3 separate regions of the Homo sapiens genome follow, and all the other regions are linked to region 3. A link is a contact called in ENCODE Hi-C or POLR2A ChIA-PET data. All regions are on one chromosome and are shown on one strand. Each heading gives the region's core, a stretch centred on a gene start or an enhancer-like site at or near the end of the contact. The rest is flanking DNA. Distances are from core to core; before and after follow the strand shown. Region 1 holds the start of SGSH (N-sulfoglucosamine sulfohydrolase). Region 2 holds the start of GAA (alpha glucosidase). Region 3 holds the start of CBX4 (chromobox 4).

Region 1 (3,372 bases), core at 327-2,826, 380 kb after region 3:
GCTGAAGCCCTAACGTCAACATCACTGTATCTGGAGACAGGGTCCTTAATTAAGGGTAAATGAATCATAAGGATGAGATCCTGATCTGACAGGACTGTGGACTTAAAGGAAAAGAAAGAGAGGGCCGGGTGCAGTGTTTCATGCCCGTAAGCCCAGCACCCGGGAGGCCAAGGCAGGAAGATTGCTTGAGCCCAGGAGTTCGAGACCAGTCTGGGCAACACAGTGAGACCTTGTCTCTACAAAAAATACAAAAATTAGCCAGGCATGGTGATGTGCACTTGAGGTCCCAGCTACTTGGGAGGCTGAGGCAGGAGGATCGCTTGAGCCTGGGAGATTGAGGCTGCAGTGAGCTGTGATTGTGCTACTGTGCTCCAGCCTGGGTGACAGAGTGAGACCCTGTCTCACAAAAAAAAAAAAAAAAAAAAAAAAAGGAAAGAAAGGAAAAAGAAAGGAAAAGGAAGTGAGACCACCCCCATCCGCTTGTCATGTGAGGAAACAGTGAGAGGGTGACCACCTGTAAGCCGAAAGTGGACCCTCACTGGAACCCAACCAAGCTGGCACCCTGACCTTGGATTTTCAGCCCACAGAACTGTGAGAAATACATTTCTGTTTAAGCCGATCCATGGCAGTCCGTGCTAAGAAAGGCCCTAGCCCAGGGGCCGCATAGCCTGGACTCTGACAGCCTCCTGTAGGAATTCTGATCCGCAGGTGAGGGTCCATGCAGATTCTCTGCTGTGTTTCTGGGAGGCGAGGAGTTGGCAGGAGAGCTGTTTATGTTACAGTGAGCCGAACCCCCGCCCAGAGACCACAAAATTAATCAGAAAGAGGGCAACTGGCAGGGCGCCAGACCTCAGAAGGGGAAAGAATCGCAGGCCTTGGGTTTGGCCTTGTCACTTGTCATGAGCCAGAGCCTTGATTACCTAAACCGGAAGTCTTGTGAGCAGCACGGTGCTTGCTCTGGAGGAACCTGGGGTTTCTGAGAGGGACTGGGGTTGGGGGAGACGGTGGTGGGTGGGTGGTGGAGGGCTGTGCCCTTGGGATAAGGGAAAAGACAGCTGAGACACAGGCTCTGGGGTCGGAAATGAGAGCCAGGAGGGCACCCTGTCTGCAGTCTCTGGGGACCGGAGCACCAGCCCCTCCTCTGGGATCCCCTCCCAAGAGGGATTTGAGATCCGTGGACCCCTGAGCCCTGGCTGGGCAGGGTCAGAGGAGGGTGGGACAGGCGGCACGAGGTAAGTGTAGGGGTGCTGGATGCTGGGGCTCACTCCTCCAGCCTTTGCTGCCCTCTCTGGGGAGACACCCGTGAAGAGTCTGGGGGCGGCACAGAGAGGAGGACGAGAGGGAATGGCAGCGGGGGATACAAGGGCAGGGCACACTAGGGTCAGCATTGACCACGGGTGGGGAGGAGGCCAGTGGCCACTTCCCCGGGCCACCGCAGGTGGGCGTGGGGGGGCGGCGCCGGCACTCACCGAGGAGCAGCAGTGCGTTCCGGGGACGCGCCCGGCAGAGCCCCAGGACTAGCAGCAGCGCGCAGCAGGCGGGCACGGGGCAGCTCATGGCGGCGGCGGCTCGGACTCGGGATCGGGATCCGGCTCCGGCTCTCTGGTCTCCCGCTCGGCCCCGCCCCCTGCCCCGACCCCGGTCACGTGCGCGCCAGACCCCGCCCCGGCCTGTCCCCGGCGATTCCTGCGGACCCAGCTGCGGCGACGCCAGGAGACCCCAAGCTGCATCGCCGAGTGGGTGAGTCCGTGGCCCGCGAGGGCGGCGAGCGGGGACCAGGGGCAGGGGGAGCGGACAGTGGCCGGGGTCGCCGGGGGCAGCCGACGCGGGGGCCAGCGCGGAGTCCTGAAGTGCGGGGGCCTCCCGTGGGGACCACTCCCCCGCCGCGTCCCTACCCGGGTCCCCGCGGCCCTCGGCCTTGCTCGGGGCCAAGGGACCGCGGACGGTCAGGTGGCGCAGGGTCTCCTCCGGAGACCCCAGGATCCGGAGCCAGCGGCCTTGTGGGCGGGGCCGGGGGCCGGGGAGTGGATTTTGCCCGGAGCGGAGCGGCCGGGGGCGTGGGGGGCTGGGGGTGAGGGTGGCGGCTCTGCGCGCGGGCGCCGGGGCCCTGGAAGATGCTGCGCACCTGAATTAACCGGGCGCCTCTGATGTCCTCCCAGAAGCAACTAGAACTCCAGGGCTGTGAAAGCCACAGGTGGGGGCTGAGCGAGGCGTGGCCTCAGGAGCGGAGGACCCCCCCACTCTCCCTCGAGCGCCGCAGTCCACCGTAGCGGGTGGAGCCCGCCTTGGTGCGCAGTTGGAAAACCTCGGAGCCCCGCTGGATCTCCTGGCTGCCACCCGCACCCCCCGCCAGCCTACGGTGCGCCCGCGGGCCCAGCTTCTCTCTGCGCTGCTCCCCGTTAAATTCCCTGGGGAGACGGAAAAAAAGGCAAAGGAAGTCGGTTCTCCAGGGGCCAGAAGTGTTGAGCCTAATTAGTCTTCAGACTTCTCAATGAGGAATCGCTTATCAGTTTCTTATCTGGGAGAGTTGAGGATGGAGGGACAGAAGGCACCCAGGATTTGCACGGGGGGGATTCAGGGAGAGAGGGTGATGAGGGACGGGGTGGGCCTTCCAGTCTTGGCCCAGTCCCCATCTTGCACACATTGTTGGCTTCCTCTTAGAGCCGTTCGCCCCCCTGGGGAGGGGAGACCCATAGTGACCTCTCCTGACACCCGCCGACCCTGACCAGTGTTGCCGGGTTCTTCAAAGGCCACGCTCTGACTGCTGGTCTGTGTCACCTGCACCCCCCAGCCCCACCGTAGAGATGCCTTCTTCGGTGACGGCGCTGGGTCAGGCCAGGTCCTCTGGCCCCGGGATGGCCCCGAGCGCCTGCTGCTGCTCCCCTGCGGCCCTGCAGAGGAGGCTGCCCATCCTGGCGTGGCTGCCCAGCTACTCCCTGCAGTGGCTGAAGATGGATTTCGTCGCCGGCCTCTCAGTTGGCCTCACTGCCATTCCCCAGGCGCTGGCCTATGCTGAAGTGGCTGGACTCCCGCCCCAGGTGAGGCGTCTGACCCTGCTGCCAGCCATATCTCAGAAACAGTGCAGAATACACAGTATCAATCCCAGACACCATCAGCGATTCCAGGTTTCCAGCCCCTGGGCCCCAAGGAACCTTTGGTTTACAGTGTGTGACGCAGATTGTCTCTGGGCCGACCCAGGCTCCTATGCCTGTTTGGCACACACAGACACTGAGCTGGTTATGGAGGGGCCAGCGAGATGACTCATGGAGGCCTCAGGAGTTCAAGACCAGCCCGACCAAAATGGTGAAACCCCGTCTCCACTAAAAATACAAAAATTAGGCTGGGTGCGGTGGCTCAAGCCTGTAATCCCAG
Region 2 (2,873 bases), core at 374-2,873, 260 kb after region 3:
ACCAGGTAAAATCCTAGCGTTTCCCATGGCATCCCATCGCAAAGACAGAGCCTGTGACTGCAGACCCACACACCCACACTCCCACACTGGGCTTACTCGTCCAGGTAACACTTTGGTTTGCAGCACTCCCAAATCTGCACGTGCCTCTCACAACACAACGCTGCCACAGGTCCACAAGCTGGTGGGCTGAGCAGAGGTGGGAAAGTTAAGGCAGCTCCAGCCAGCCTGGCCCGGGAGGCTGGTCCCCCCAGCACTTCCCTCTACTAGGTGCATCTGAAAACCCACAAACCACCTTCTTTACCAGTTTTCCCATCCCCACCCCTTAGAACTCTCAGGTCCCTTTTCCTGCCCCCATGTCCCCATTTGAGTTAAATTCAGATCCACAGCTTGCAGGAGAAAGTCAGTGGCCCCAGACACACGTAACAGGGTGAGCACTGAAATAAGAGCACGCTGGGGCGTCCACACCAAGGGACTACGCCCCAGTCTGCCCACCTATCTTTTCTCCATCATTAACCCAGCGCTCTTTCTCCCTGGACTTCCAAGTACCAATGACCTTGGGGCTTCTTTGCAGTTTAAAGGGAAAATGCTCTACAAAATAATTTCACTTTCAAACATTTCAGCAGAAGAATAAAATCTTTTTTCTGAATATCTAGTAAGCCTTTCTGAGTCAGCCTTACTTATTTTAAAACATTGTAGAAATACAGAAACCACAACAGAGGTGGAAGGGAGGCTTTTGTTTTTTTTTTTTTGAGACGGAGTCTCGCTCTGTCGCCCAGGCTGGAGTGCAGTGGCGCGGTCTCGGCTCGCTGCAAGCTGGAAAGGGGGCTTTTAATGCCCCTATGCCCCTACCCAGGAACAACACCTCTGTGTTTTGGTGTGGCTCCTTTTGTATTTTTCTGCACATACATTTTATTAGGCAAGTTAAGGTTATACTGTGTGTTTTTTGTATCTCACATGTAAAAATGTGCTCCTCTTAATGTAAGCATTTTCTCATTTTATGAAAAAATTCCCCCTGTGTCAGTTTAATGTTTTCTCAATTGTCAGTTTTATGGGTTATCACAATGTTTTGATTATTCCTTTCTGGAATAACTGTGAGTTATGGAGCACACTTAAGGACTTTCCAAATGTTGGCTGTTTCTAACTTGGCGCTGAGCGCCTTTGGCCGCCTTTCCGATGATGCCCTCGGGACGCGTTGGCAGGAGGAATCCCTGGGCGCAAGGCGCGGCTGGGCCAGCCCCTTACAAAGCCCTACGAGCTGCGGGGACCCAGGCCGGGGCAGCGGGGGCCACGCCCCATCTCCGACCCCACGGGGACCGGGCCGGGACTGCGCCAGCGGGGGCCTCGCCCCGTCTCTGACCCCAGAGGAACCGGCAGCGGGCAGCACGCGTGGGCCTCTCCCCGCGGGACGCCGGACGCGCAGCCAGACGCGCTCCCCAGGCCCCCTCCGAGAGCGAGGACGCGCCCAGGCCCGCTCTGCCGGAGCCGCCACTGGGGGGCGTAGCGCGGACGCGCACCCTTGCCTCGGGCGCCTGCGCGGGAGGCCGCGTCACGTGACCCACCGCGGCCCCGCCCCGCGACGAGCTCCCGCCGGTCACGTGACCCGCCTCTGCGCGCCCCCGGGCACGACCCCGGAGTCTCCGCGGGCGGCCAGGGCGCGCGTGCGCGGAGGTGAGCCGGGCCGGGGCTGCGGGGCTTCCCTGAGCGCGGGCCGGGTCGGTGGGGCGGTCGGCTGCCCGCGCGGCCTCTCAGTTGGGAAAGCTGAGGTTGTCGCCGGGGCCGCGGGTGGAGGTCGGGGATGAGGCAGCAGGTAGGACAGTGACCTCGGTGACGCGAAGGACCCCGGCCACCTCTAGGTTCTCCTCGTCCGCCCGTTGTTCAGCGAGGGAGGCTCTGCGCGTGCCGCAGCTGACGGGGAAACTGAGGCACGGAGCGGGTGAGACACCTGACGTCTGCCCCGCGCTGCCGGCGGTAACATCCCAGAAGCGGGTTTGAACGTGCCTAGCCGTGCCCCCAGCCTCTTCCCCTGAGCGGAGCTTGAGCCCCAGACCTCTAGTCCTCCCGGTCTTTATCTGAGTTCAGCTTAGAGATGAACGGGGAGCCGCCCTCCTGTGCTGGGCTTGGGGCTGGAGGCTGCATCTTCCCGTTTCTAGGGTTTCCTTTCCCCTTTTGATCGACGCAGTGCTCAGTCCTGGCCGGGACCCGAGCCACCTCTCCTGCTCCTGCAGGACGCACATGGCTGGGTCTGAATCCCTGGGGTGAGGAGCACCGTGGCCTGAGAGGGGGCCCCTGGGCCAGCTCTGAAATCTGAATGTCTCAATCACAAAGACCCCCTTAGGCCAGGCCAGGGGTGACTGTCTCTGGTCTTTGTCCCTGGTTGCTGGCACATAGCACCCGAAACCCTTGGAAACCGAGTGATGAGAGAGCCTTTTGCTCATGAGGTGACTGATGACCGGGGACACCAGGTGGCTTCAGGATGGAAGCAGATGGCCAGAAAGACCAAGGCCTGATGACGGGTTGGGATGGAAAAGGGGTGAGGGGCTGGAGATTGAGTGAATCACCAGTGGCTTAGTCAACCATGCCTGCACAATGGAACCCCGTAAGAAACCACAGGGATCAGAGGGCTTCCCGCCGGGTTGTGGAACACACCAAGGCACTGGAGGGTGGTGCGAGCAGAGAGCACAGCATCACTGCCCCCACCTCACACCAGGCCCTACGCATCTCTTCCATACGGCTGTCTGAGTTTTATCCTTTGTAATAAACCAGCAACTGTAAGAAACGCACTTTCCTGAGTTCTGTGACCCTGAAGAGGGAGTCCTGGGAACCTCTGAATTTATAACTAGTTGATCGAAAGTACAAGTGACAACCTGGGATTT
Region 3 (3,368 bases), core at 187-2,686:
TTTATGAACATTTAGCCGTGGATGTGGAAGGTAGATTTCCGCAGGCCTGACGTAGTCCCTGATACACAGCCCCCCCCTCAAATAAACACGCAAGGGCAGGAAGAAAGGGGAGGGGTAAGGAAAATGAAACTAGCAGTTTATTTTGCAGTTGTCAAGAATTTTAAGCATGTTACTGCGACATGTTCCAAAGCCACTTTGCTCACCAGGAACCCTGCGTGCAAAGCAGCCGAAATGCAAAGTCGCAGTCCCCCTCCTCTCCCCAGCCCCGAGTCCCCGCGAGGGCTTCAGCCGTTCTCCATTTGACCCCTAATCCGATAGCCAACAGCCAAGCGTCCCCCCCACACCCCCTCGTGGCCCAGGAGCCCGCTGTCACGGGCGAGCAAACCCCAAATACTCAGCAACACAAAAATATGCCTCCGTGTGTGTGTGTGAGTGTGCGTGTGCCTGCGCGTCTATCTCCATCCGGTGCCTTCGCATTTCAAATTAAAGAAAAAAAATTCTCCACCAAAAGCGCCGCAGTGACAGTTCCCAACATTTTCTGCCTTTCTTCTTCCCCTCCCTGCACCACTAGGAGGGAGAAGGCACACAATTGCATTTTCGTCGCTTTTTAATTTTTTTTTTTTGGTTTTGCAATATGGAGCCGTTCGGTGGAGGGAAAGGGGAAAGGAGCCATTTTCTGCTGCACATCAGTCAGTGCCTGCGCCCTCCCTCCCTCCGCCGGCCTCCCCGGCTCGGCCCCGCGTCTCTCCAGCTCCTCCGGCTCCTTTTAGTGCATAAATTAGTGATGGCATTTCCCGGAGAGCGGAGCACAACACAGGGCGCCGGGCTCGGGCTCGGCGGCTCGGCTTCCCCAGTGCCTGCCACCGACTTCCCCACCCCCTCCTCCCTCCACCCCACCTCCACCCCGCCTCCCGTCCGCTCCCCCCACCCCCCCAGCAGCTCGGCGGGTCCGCGGCCCCGAGCCCCGCGCCTCGGCCCCCGGGCCCCCGCCCTCCGCCGCGACTTACTTGGGCGACCAGCCTCTCCATTTCACCAGATACTCCACTCTGCCCTGGGGGGAAGAGACAGCACTCCATCAGCTTCCGCGGGATCCCCGGCCCGGCCCGCAGCCTCCCCACCCCCTCCCCGCCTCCTCGCGGGCCGCTCCGGCCGCCGCTCGCCGCCCCCGCGCCGCCCTACCTTGCGGATCCGCTTCTTCTCGATGCTCTCCACCGCGAAGACGTGCTCGCCAACAGCTGGCAGCTCCATGGCCGAGCCGGAGCGCGCCGGGGCGCTGGCGGCCGGCGCGGCTGCAGACGCTGCTAGCTCCCGCCGGCGCCCAGCTGCCGCCCCGGCCGAAGCGCCCCCGCCGCCGCCGCCGCTCGCCCCGCACAGCCCGGCCGGCCCGCCGCTGCCCGCGCCCGCCCCGGCTCCCGGCTCGCGCTCGCTCAGACAACTGAGCCCGGGCCGCGGCTGCACAAGAACTCATGCAAATCCCGGACGTCAGCGGGCGGGGCCTCGCCGGGCCCAGCTCGGCGTCAGGGGGCGGGCCGCGGCGCGGATTGGCGCAGCCGGGCCTACCGGAGGCCCCGGGCCTGGGCGGCGGGGGGAGGAGGAAAGGGCGCGGGTGGGGGACGCGGAGGGGAGGGCGCCGGGGAGGTGCAGGGGGAGGGATCGGCGAGCCTGGGAGAGGGAGGCTGCAGAGAGGGAGCGGGACCGGGAAGGAGAGGTGTGTCCGCCGGGGCGGAGGCGGGCGGAGAGCTTGACAGCCCGGAAGGGTCTCGGCGGCGACCCCTCGCCCACATCCCGGTGCCCGGGCCTCCCCCTCGCGGCACGTTCTCAGTGTTCACGGCCCCGGGACCCCTGCTGGGGGCCACGGAAGCATCCGCCGCCGCTCCCAGTTGCACCGAATTGCGTCACCAGCGCCCCGGGACGCGCGGGCCCCGCCGGCAGGGGGCGGAATGGGGCAGGGGCAGCTCGCGCCCCACTGCGGGCCCCGCCTCGCCTCCAGGCTCCGGGCATTTTGGAGCGCGAGGAGGGAAAGGGACAGGGCGGAGAGAAGGCCGAGGACTGGGTGCCAAGGAGAGATTGAAGAACGCACGAGGAAGGGGACCGAGGAGCAGCCAATCCCGGGGCCCTGGCGCCCAAGAACCTCGGCAGAAAGGGCTCCAAATCCGATCCCACCCCGATCCTCAATGGCTCCGAATTTACACTTGGTCCTCTTATTGACGGGGCGAGATGTCCTGTTTCTAGCAGCCTCCAGAGCCAAGCTAGGCGAGAGGCGTAGGAGGCAGAGAGAGCGGGCGCGGGAGGCCAGGGTCCGCCTGGGGGCCTGAGGGGACTTCGTGGGGTCCCGGGAGTGGCCTAGAAACAGGGAGCTGGGAGGGCCGGGAAGAGCTTGAGGCTGAGCGGGGGACGAACGGGCAGCGCAAAGGGGAGATGAACGGAATGGCCGAGGAGCCACGCATTCGCCTTGTGTCCGCGGACCCTTGTTCCCGACAGGCGACCAAGCCAAGGCCCTCCGGACTGACGCGGCCTGAGCAGCAGCGAGTGTGAAGTTTGGCACCTCCGGCGGCGAGACGGCGCGTTCTGGCGCGCGGCTCCTGCGTCCGGCTGGTGGAGCTGCTGCGCCCTATGCGGCCTGCCGAGGGCGCCGCCGAGGGCCCGCGAGCTCCGTGGGGTCGGGGTGGGGGGACCCGGGAGCGGACAGCGCGGCCCGAGGGGCAGGGGCAGGGGCGCGCCTGGCCTGGGGTGTGTCTGGGCCCCGGCTCCGGGCTCTTGAAGGACCGCGAGCAGGAGGCTTGCGCAATCCCTTGGCTGAGCGTCCACGGAGAAAGAAAAAGAGCAAAAGCAGAGCGAGAGTGGAGCGAGGGATGGGGGCGGGCAAAGAGCCATCCGGGTCTCCACCACCGCCCTGACACGCGACCCGGCTGTCTGTTGGGGACCGCACGGGGGCTCGGGCGAGCAGGGGAGGGAGGAGCCTGCGCGGGGCTCGTGTTCGCCCAGGAATCCCGGAGAAGCTCGAAGACGGTCTGGTGTTGAACGCACACGTGGACTCCATTTCATTACCACCTTGCAGCTCTTGCGCCACGGAGGCTGCTGCTGCCCGGCGGCTGCTACCCACCGAGACCCACGTGGCCCCTCCCCAGGGGTGTAGGGGTGACGGTTGTCTTCTGGTGACAGCAGAGGTGTTGGGTTTGCGACTGATCTCTAACGAGCTTGAGGCGCAAACCTAGGATTCCCTGAGTGTTGGGGTGCGGCGGGGGGGCAAGCAAGGTGGGACGACGCCTGCCTGGTTTCCCTGACTAGTTGCGGGGGGTGGGGGCCGGCTCTCAGGGGCCACCAGAAGCTGGGTGGGTGTACAGGAAAATATTTTTCTCCTGCCGTGT

Evidence for each region. Hi-C counts contacts between places; a loop is a spot of excess contacts on that map. ChIA-PET counts read pairs that join two places held with the same protein, here RNA polymerase II (POLR2A). Pooled maps may share reads with other maps.
Region 1: a map with no recorded cell type shows a loop between it and region 3 (8-fold over the local background). The contact joins the promoter of SGSH here to the promoter of CBX4 in region 3. A Hi-C loop is called at or near these places in 1 of 37 single-sample maps with no recorded cell type and 4 of 50 pooled maps. POLR2A ChIA-PET finds 5 or more read pairs at or near these places in 2 of 52 experiments (A549 and HCT116).
Region 2: a map of ascending aorta shows a loop between it and region 3 (4-fold over the local background). The contact joins the promoter of GAA here to the promoter of CBX4 in region 3. A Hi-C loop is called at or near these places in 2 of 168 maps with a recorded cell type or tissue (ascending aorta and sigmoid colon) and 13 of 50 pooled maps. POLR2A ChIA-PET finds 5 or more read pairs at or near these places in 3 of 52 experiments (CD4-positive, alpha-beta T cell, CD4-positive, alpha-beta memory T cell and OCI-LY7).

The regions. Positions count from the first base shown.
Region 1 is chr17:80,218,757-80,222,128 of GRCh38, forward strand. SGSH (N-sulfoglucosamine sulfohydrolase) reads right to left here and starts at 1,577. Exons shown (of 8, transcript NM_000199.5): 1 at 1,470-1,577. The coding sequence starts at 1,557. SLC26A11 (solute carrier family 26 member 11) reads left to right here and starts at 1,671. Exons shown (of 18, transcript NM_001166347.2): 1 at 1,671-1,740; 2 at 2,160-2,359; 3 at 2,792-3,038. The coding sequence starts at 2,805. RefSeq lists an enhancer at 619-738 and silencers at 1,539-1,808, 1,829-1,898.
Region 2 is chr17:80,099,958-80,102,830 of GRCh38, forward strand. It overlaps GAA (alpha glucosidase), which reads left to right and starts at 1,624. Exons shown (of 20, transcript NM_000152.5): 1 at 1,624-1,933. It overlaps CCDC40 (coiled-coil domain 40 molecular ruler complex subunit), which reads left to right. Exons shown (of 20, transcript NM_017950.4): 20 at 1-656. RefSeq lists a silencer at 1,171-1,790 and an enhancer at 2,121-2,230.
Region 3 is chr17:79,838,004-79,841,371 of GRCh38, forward strand. CBX4 (chromobox 4) reads right to left here and starts at 1,437. Exons shown (of 5, transcript NM_003655.3): 1 at 1,180-1,437; 2 at 1,008-1,051. The coding sequence starts at 1,248. RefSeq lists enhancers at 1-452, 453-1,274, 2,919-3,368 and a silencer at 1,324-2,033.